3 separate regions of the Homo sapiens genome follow, and regions 2 and 3 are each linked to region 1. The links are chromatin contacts, found by Hi-C or POLR2A ChIA-PET in ENCODE. All regions are on one chromosome and are shown on one strand. The core of a region is the stretch at or near the end of the contact, and the rest is flanking DNA. Distances in the headings are between cores, read along the strand shown.

Region 1 (2,700 bases), core at 20-2,519:
AGTGATTTGAAATTAGCTTCTCTTATAAAGATAGAGGAATCCTGATGAATTAGAGCTCCCTTTCACCTGGGACTTGCCTCCATCACACTTGGCGATCCCCACACCGCCCTTTGAGCTGAGCTGCTCTTGAGGGCAGACGAACTGCCCTACTGGGTCAAGTTGTCATCAGTTACATCCATCAGTGCTTTCCAGAGAAAATAAAAGGGTACTTTCCTCAATCTATCTGTTATTGCAGTAAGTAAAAAACCTGAAAATCCAGATTAGCACAATTCATCTTCAATGAGGATTCTTCACTTTAGGAAACAATGTGCTTCTCTGGGGCACTAAAAACAAGTTTATTTCCAAAACAAATTTTGATCAATGCTCAACAGTTTTTAAGGATGTATCTCAAATGATCTAAGAATATGCATCGACCATTATTTATAAGTAAGGGTGAAGGAAATGCACCTTTATGAAGTCCCTGAAGCACCCAGGGACTGTACCAGATGCCTTACAGGTGTACATATGTACTAGGTATAAAGGTTAGTTTCCTAATCTAGGTATGTGTAAATCCTCATCTTACTTTATTTCCTTGAGTCAAAGTCAATTCCAAGTCACCATTCCATTGAGATAATGAAAAGCCCAATGGTGGATGCCTCCTCCTAGTCAACATCTCCCCCCAAATTATAGGAAGGCACACAGAGCAAGATATCATCTCATGTTCACATGGCCCACGAAGTCTGGCCATGCCAAGCTTGGGCAGAGGAATCTTCTGCAAGATGGCAGCTTCCACTGTTACGGACCAGCCTCCATGGTGCACCAGAAAGGCACTCCCCTCAGGTGTCCTCCCACCTTGCTGGATGTTGCCAAAAATAAAAGAACAAGATTCCTCTATTTCTGGCACCCACAGCTTCCTGTCTCCTTTCAAATCCTGCGTAATTACCCTTCTCTCAAAGGCAGTAGCTTCTCTCTAGTACCTACAGCATAATCGCCTCAAGAAACCAAGGCTTCCAGAACTCAAACCCAGGAAGGAATCTAGGAGGATTCCAGAAATCAAGCCCAGGAATGAATCAAACCCAGCTGCACTCAACTCTGGACTTCCACGGTGCCTCGCGAGACTGGCTTTGCTAAGGCAAGGGCTTCTGGGTGGAGTTAATAAGAAAGCAGCATGAAAAGGTGCTTTGAGACACGACACATCGTTTCCTGCTAACGATCAAAGAATATACACAGCTGTTCCCGTTTCGGAGCAGTTCTGGCCCCAGGAGAGAGTTGCTGAGTTGCTTTCTGGAAAAGCTGGCTTTGACTTTTCAAGGCAGCTCATGCTGCTAAAGGTTGCATAGGCACAGAGAGAGGGAGCTGCCGGGGGCATGGGGGAGCCTTCCCTGATGCAACTGAACTTGAGCTGAGCTCACTATGTCTCTAGAATCTACTACCTATTCCTATTCAATAAATACAAGTATTTATTAAACATCTGTTACGTGCCAGGTCCTGTGTCAAATGATGGAGGAAGTGAAAATGCGTAAGACACAGTCTCACTTTGAAGAGTTCTCAGCCTTGTGGGCAAAGGCAGGAAGGTTCATTGTGTGGCTTGAGTGCACACAGGGAGGCTTTAAAGAATGTGAGAGGAATATGAGGAACAGATGCTGCCCTGGAGTGACTCGCATCTCGCCCGAAGAGACAAACAAGGCACCCAACAACCACAGAACCAGTAAGTGCCAAACCATGGGTACTAACCCTAACTACAATGGGTATTCTGAAAAGGCAGAAAAAATTTAAGTGATCTTAGCATAATCAGACTTGGTGAGGCTTAACATTCCTCCCTCTTCACTAAAAAAAAAAAAAAAAAAAAAAAAAAAAGTCTTCTGAACAGGCACTGCACTAGGCTCTGGGAATGCAAGCCTAGGAAAGTCCAAATCGACGCCTTAAAATGTTCAGCAGACAGTGAAGGAAACATGGAGCTCCAAACCAGGGGCTAAGTGCCACCCTCAACACAGCTTCAGGCCTTCACTCTTCCCAGGAACTGGGGACTGTTTCAGAAAGGGGGTGCCATCTCTGCTGAGCTTTGAAGGAAGGGTAGAAGTTAGCCAGGGAGCAAGGTTGGAGGTAAGGGGTTCTAAGCCCAGGAGACGCCAAGAGTATAAAATTGGGTAAATTCCTGAAAAGTCAAGGTCAAGCAATTCCTGTATAAGGAGAAGATTTGGTGAAATCAAAGAGAAGACAAACTTGAGGCCAGTAAATTATTACCCTTTATCGGTCTTAACAGACGGGAACTAACAATATATCCCTGCGAAAGATCAATGCCGGAGTGAGGCTCAAGTTCACCTCCCGCAGCCTGTGACTCACGGCACACTGACTCAGCCATGCTACCTGCAAGGAGGCACGTTAGGACAACGCAGGGACCCAGCACGTGCCAGTGAGTCTCTCTCTGTCCTAACTATGGGATGCCACCCTCCTGGGTCAGCTGACTCACCCCTGCCTGTAAATCCTAGTCAGGTCTGTAGGTGCCTGGGGAAGAATCCTACCTACCTCTGAGTAAAGACAGGAATAGAAGCTGGTTCGTCTAGAGCAGCAACACAACCAACGTTGAAAAAAGCAAACACCATTTCTGAAAATTGCATGCAGAGTGCATGGTATCAACTGACGTGTCTCCCCTAGGAGAGTGAGCCATTAATGCTTTGCTAACCACAGCGCTATCAAGACCATCGTTTCCAATCCTACAAA
Region 2 (2,700 bases), core at 199-2,698, 390 kb after region 1:
CCTCACATGTCCCAAATTCATTCCCATCTTCAGGCCCTTAAGGCATCTATACCTTCTCTGAACTGCTCTCCCCACAGTTGTGAAACGGCGGTTCCTCCTCCACACTCAGGTTTCACTCAGACACTACCTGCTCAGAGAAGCTTTTTCCACCCCTCTAAAGCAGCATTCACCCCACAGCTCTCTGTTCTATTTTCTCTGCAATGCTCATTACTCACTAAAATGCCATTTCACACATTTACTTACATAGGACCTGTCTTCCCTCACTAGATCAGGAATCTCCTCTAACTCCTCTAAGCCGGTCACAGTGGACCGGCTCGTGGACAACTGTCGGACACACACAGGTGTTCAGTGTTTGTCAAATGCACAACCCCCCAGGCACTCCCCACCCTGCTGAGGAAACCATCGGGGCCCCTGTGAATCAGCAGCCGACACGCCATAGCCTCTCCCGCATGGAGGATAAGGTGGATGAGTCTTTTCCATCCCACAAGTGGGATATGGAGGAAGTAGAGCCTAACATTTTCCTAGGGAAGCGAGGCCACGGGTGAATAAGAAAGGCTTCTCTTGGCGAGGGGCTTCCCCTAAGGCTGCAGGACCCATGATGGTAAAATCAGCCTTAGTGGTATCTCGCAGCCGCTCAGAACTGCACGTTCATAAGGCGCTCTTACCAGCCTTTCCACATCAAACTCTCAGCCCCTGGCTCCTGCAGAAGATGACACTGAGGTGGAGCAGGTGGGTCCCACAGCCTGCCAGGTGCTAACACTGCTAAGTGGCAGGGCTGGACCTGCTGCTGTGTCTGGGACTCTCCCATTATCACAGCATCCCCTCCCCTCCTCCCGGGGCATTACCTATTGCTGATGTTAATCCCCTTCTCCCTCATGGCGTAGAGAAGCACGGCTATGCAGTACAGGGTCTCGGTGACATCTGGCATGGTCACCGTGGAGCTGGGTCTCCGGAGGCAGAAGAGCAGTCGCTGGATGTCATTCACACTGCTGGAGAGGAGCACCACAGCCGCCACCAGGGCCCAGATGTTGACACCCTGCAAGCCAGGTGCACAGGGAGGGAGGGACAGCCCACAGGCCATGGTTAATACGAATCACAGCAGGAAGGAGTCAGGAAAGCCGAGCCACGGGTCCAGCTGCTGGCTACAGACTGTCTGGACTGAATCCAAACTTTCCAAGTTGTATTTGGGAAACAGGGGAGCCCTTCTGTTCGCCCTGGACTCCTTCTCATCACTTTTGGATTTGAGATCTTAGTTTTCTTTAATTAAATAACACGGATGAAGTATCTAACATAGAACCTTGGACAGAGAGACAGTCTAAAAATATGAGCTCCCTGTCATCTCCCCACCCTACTCTCCAGGCCATGGGGGCTCTCAGGTCCATATGTGCTTGGCAGGGCCAGAGCAAAACAGCCAGCAAGGGGCGCCCACCCAAGAGGCATGAGAGACGCAGACACAGGAGAGGGCCGCACGCAGGCTGTGGGGAAAATAAAATCTGGCAGTTCTCCAGCATGACGGTGTTAACTTGCTATTTATTATTAGTAATAACTGTTCATTGTAAGTTAAATAAATATGAAATTATGGAAAGTTTATTTTGTGAAGACAGCATGCTCCTCTTAGCAATGTCTCTGTAAATGTTCGCTTACACAGAAACAGTCAATAGTGGACACAGATCTTCATCTTTTTTTTTTTTTGAGACAAAGTCTGACTCTGTCACACAGGCTGGAGTGCAGTGGCGCGATCTCAGCTCACCGCAACCTCTGCTTGCCAGGTTCAAGCAATTTGCTTGTCTCAGCCTCCAGAGTAGCCAGTACTACAGGCACATGCCACCATGCTCGGCTAATTTTTGTATTTTTGGTAGAGACAGGGTTTCACCATGTTGGCCAGGCTGGTCTCGAACTCCTGACCTCAGGTGATCCACCCGCCTTGGCCTCACAAAGTGCTGGGATAACAGGCGTGAGCCACCACGCCCAGCCTTTACCATTCTTAAGTTACTACACGTCTCTGTGTTAAAGAATGCATTCCAAGAAAGGAACATCCCATCCCCTCTCACTTCAACCATCCTGTGAAAGAAGACCCACTCCACCACCATCAGCAATCATCTTCTTCAAGAGAAACAGAAATGCAGTTGCCTGGGTTCCCAGCCCTCTGTGGCCAGTAAAACACACGCAGAGGTTGCACGTAGCTTCGAAGATAAAATCTGGGAATCCCTGAACTGGAAAAGGAGCAACAGGGCTGAGATTCAAGGAGACTGAGGGTTATTTCCAGCTTCTCATTACCTCATTGTGTGACTATAGCAAGACCCCTAATTTTTCTGTCCCTTTCAAATAAGCAAACTTGTTGATAATGGGGTGGGCTGTCTTGTAAAGAAATCCTATTATTAAAAGTGTTCAGAGGCTAGATGACCACTTTTCAGAAATATTTCAGAGAAGATTCCTCAACCAAATGGGAAATCAGACTAAATGATTTGTTAAAATTTCATCTACATCTAAGACTCTACAATTATATGGCCTTTTATTTCTCCACTGGGGACAATGACAACATGAATGCTTCAAAGCATTCAGAGATTAAATACAGACATTAAAAATAAATATAAAGTCATCCTCAATTGAACTGAATCACCAGTACACTTTCCTCCAGTGAAATAACATGCCGCCTTCTCCCGCAGCCTCCAGACCTACCCCGGCAGCAGCGTAGAGGTC
Region 3 (2,700 bases), core at 110-2,609, 460 kb after region 1:
CTTTTCTCATTGGCTTGACACCATGCTTGACTTCTCAGTGGGGCTGAATTTCCCCTCCGGGGTCTGACTCACATTTTCCAGCACACAAAGCAACCCGTTCAATAATAACCAGACACTTTTACTGTTCAGATATCAATCTGGACCAAAAGTGGGTTGCTAATGACAATGAACAATCCACCAGCAAGGACCACACTTCCCCCCTGCTTTGTTTTTCAGTTTTCAACTTGGTTTCATTTTGCCATGACAAAAGAACTTGCTGGCCAGACACGGTGGCTCACACCTGTAATCCCAGCACTTTGGGAGGCTGAGGCGAGCAGATCGCTTGAGCCCAGGAGTTCAAGACCAGCCTACACAACATGGCGAAACTCTGTCTGTGCAAAAAATACAAAAATTAGCCAGGCGTGTGGGGCTTGCCTGTAGTTCCATCTACTTGGGAGGCTGAGGTGGGAGGATTGCTTGAGCCCAGGAGGTGGAGGTTGCACTGAGCTGATACTGTGTCACTACACTCTAGCCCAAGTGACAGAGCACGACCCTGTCTAAAAAAAAAAAAAAGAGGCCAGGTGTGGTGGCTCATGCCTGTAATCCCAGCAGTTTGGGAGGCGGAGACAGGTGGATCACCTGAGGTCAGGAGTTCTAGACCAGCCTGGCCAACATGGTGAAACCCTGTCTCTACTAAAAATACAAAAATTAGCCAGGCATGGTGATGGGTGCCTGTAATCCCTGCTACTCAGGAGGCTGAGGCAGGAGAATCACTTGAACCCGGGAGACGGAGGTTGCAGTGAGCTGAGATCGCGCCATTGCACTCCAGTCTGGGCCACAGAGCGAGACTCCATTAAAGAAAAAAAAAAAAAAAAAGAACTAGTCTGGGTGAGGTGGCTCACACCTATAATCCCAACACTTTGGGAGGCCGAGGTGGGCGGATGGCCTGAGCTCAGGAGTTCAAGACCAGCCTGGACAACATGGTGTAACCCCATCTCTATCAAAAATACAAAAATTAGCCTGGCATGGTGGCACACACCTGTAGTCCCGGCTACTCAGAAGGCTGAGATGGGAGAATTGCCTGAACCTGGGAGGCAAACATTGCAGTGAGCCGAGATCACACCAGTGCACTCCAGACTCGGTGACAGAGCGAGACTCTGTCTCAAAAAAAAAAAAAAAAGATCTTACTAAGGAGGCTGAAATGGCAGTGAGCCAGCAGCAGGCCCTGAGCTCACGTGACTATAAATTGGCCATGGCCAGCTCCGCACTGCCTGGGTTAATTTATCTTTACCGTGTTTTTCCAAGTGACAGGAGTGGTCAGGGAGAGAGAAGCAACTGACAGTAACATTAATTCACCCATCAGATGTCCCCAGCTTTGTGACCTATTGCAACAACCTCGGCCAATTTATTTTGTTGGCTTTTCCCATCTGCCAGCATCCAAAAATGAGACAAGCTGAAATAAAAACTCTTCCCAGGCCTTAGGGGTAAATAATAATTTCCTCTTTTCACCCAAAGACGAAGTGGTCCACTTCGCAGGCAAATCATTTTGCAGGCTTTCGGAGATGGCTTTCAACGTGTTTCACCCACAAACATCTGGAACCAGCTCTTCTTTACAAGTTATTTTCAGCAAGCAGCAAAATGCCATTCTGTAGTGTAGGAATTTCCACCAGGCACGTTTCAGGCTGCCTGTGTCGCCGTAGGGCAAATGACTACACAGATTGTCCTCCTGGACAGATTGGCAAGGAAAGATCTTCGATGATATGTTATATAACAAATGAAATGCCTATTCCTATAGTAAGGCTCAAAAAAACCTTTGATCAAAATTAGACCAGGTGTATGATTTTTCTTTTTTGGGACAGTGTCTCACTCTGTTGACCAGGCTGGAGTTCAGTGGTGCAATTACAGCTCACTGCATCCTCGACTTCTGGGGCTCAAGCAATACACCTGCTTCAGCCTCCTTAGTAGCTGGAACTACAGGTGCATGCCACTGTACGTGGCTAATTTTTTTGATTTTTAGTAGAGACGGGGTTTCCGTGTGTTGCCCAGGACAGTCTTGAACTCCTGAGCTCACTGAATCCTCCCGCCTCAGCCTTCCAAAGTGTGGGGATTACAGGCATGAGCCACTGTGCCTGGTTTCAGGTTTATGATTTGGAGTATGTATTTAGAGCAAATATTGTAAAAGGTGATCCCTCAAGAAAAAAGGAAATCATAGTCTCTTTGTTTGCTTCTGTCTCCAAAGAGGGAAGAGCAAAAGTCCTCAGCGATGTGGCTCCTTTGGACCAAGCTTCGTGGAAGATGAGAAGATCATTAGAAACCACCGACCTGAAAATGGGGGTTTCCTAGGACAATCAAGACTCACATTTGACTTTTTTTTTTTAAGATATGAGAGCTTCTTATTTTATCTCCTCTGAAATTAGTCACTAGTCTTTCTGACTACCAAACACAGCTAAACTGTATGTGCATATATATATATATATATATGGCTTCTGTCCCCCTACACAGAAAGGAGAGAAGAGAGAAGGAGAGAAGGAAATTATTACTTATGCAGGTGAAAGTAGTCAGCTGGGAGATTTCACATTTTCACTTAGCAGAGAGCGGGGAGGAGCTATTTTGATAGTACAGCTTCTCTTTCCATGGTGAAAGATAGATAACTTCTTCAAAGCTAAAACAAAGCTAAATACAGTTCTGGTTTAAAATTTAATATATGTAAGGCTCAACTTT

Evidence for each region. Hi-C counts contacts between places; a loop is a spot of excess contacts on that map. ChIA-PET counts read pairs that join two places held with the same protein, here RNA polymerase II (POLR2A). Pooled maps may share reads with other maps.
Region 2: a loop to region 1 is called in a pooled map, with 2.7 times the contacts of the local background. The contact joins two enhancer-like sites. A Hi-C loop is called at or near these places in 4 of 37 single-sample maps with no recorded cell type and 3 of 50 pooled maps.
Region 3: a map with no recorded cell type shows a loop between it and region 1 (4-fold over the local background). The contact joins two enhancer-like sites. A Hi-C loop is called at or near these places in 3 of 37 single-sample maps with no recorded cell type and 2 of 50 pooled maps. POLR2A ChIA-PET finds 5 or more read pairs at or near these places in 1 of 52 experiments (GM12878).

The regions. Positions count from the first base shown.
Region 1 is chr10:6,299,105-6,301,804 of GRCh38, reverse strand. It overlaps a transcript of PFKFB3 not described here. Among named protein-coding and RNA genes, the nearest start is that of LINC02649, 26 kb to the left of the region's middle. RefSeq lists an enhancer at 1,719-2,700. Within about 2 kb of position 1,269, at least 15 of the 41 ENCODE cell types and tissues checked have a DNase peak (open chromatin) inside an H3K27ac peak, as active enhancers do; they include GM12878, where a contact is called at or near this core.
Region 2 is chr10:5,909,274-5,911,973 of GRCh38, reverse strand. FBH1 (F-box DNA helicase 1) reads right to left here. Exons shown (of 21, transcript NM_178150.3): 5 at 2,680-2,700; 6 at 846-1,036. Among named protein-coding and RNA genes, the nearest start is that of FBH1, 20 kb to the right of the region's middle. Within about 2 kb of position 1,448, at least 2 of the 41 ENCODE cell types and tissues checked have a DNase peak (open chromatin) inside an H3K27ac peak, as active enhancers do.
Region 3 is chr10:5,843,747-5,846,446 of GRCh38, reverse strand. No RefSeq gene overlaps it. Among named protein-coding and RNA genes, the nearest start is that of TRV-TAC3-1, 8.7 kb to the left of the region's middle. RefSeq lists enhancers at 244-343, 494-543, 2,158-2,457. Within about 2 kb of position 1,359, at least 6 of the 41 ENCODE cell types and tissues checked have a DNase peak (open chromatin) inside an H3K27ac peak, as active enhancers do; they include GM12878, where a contact is called at or near this core.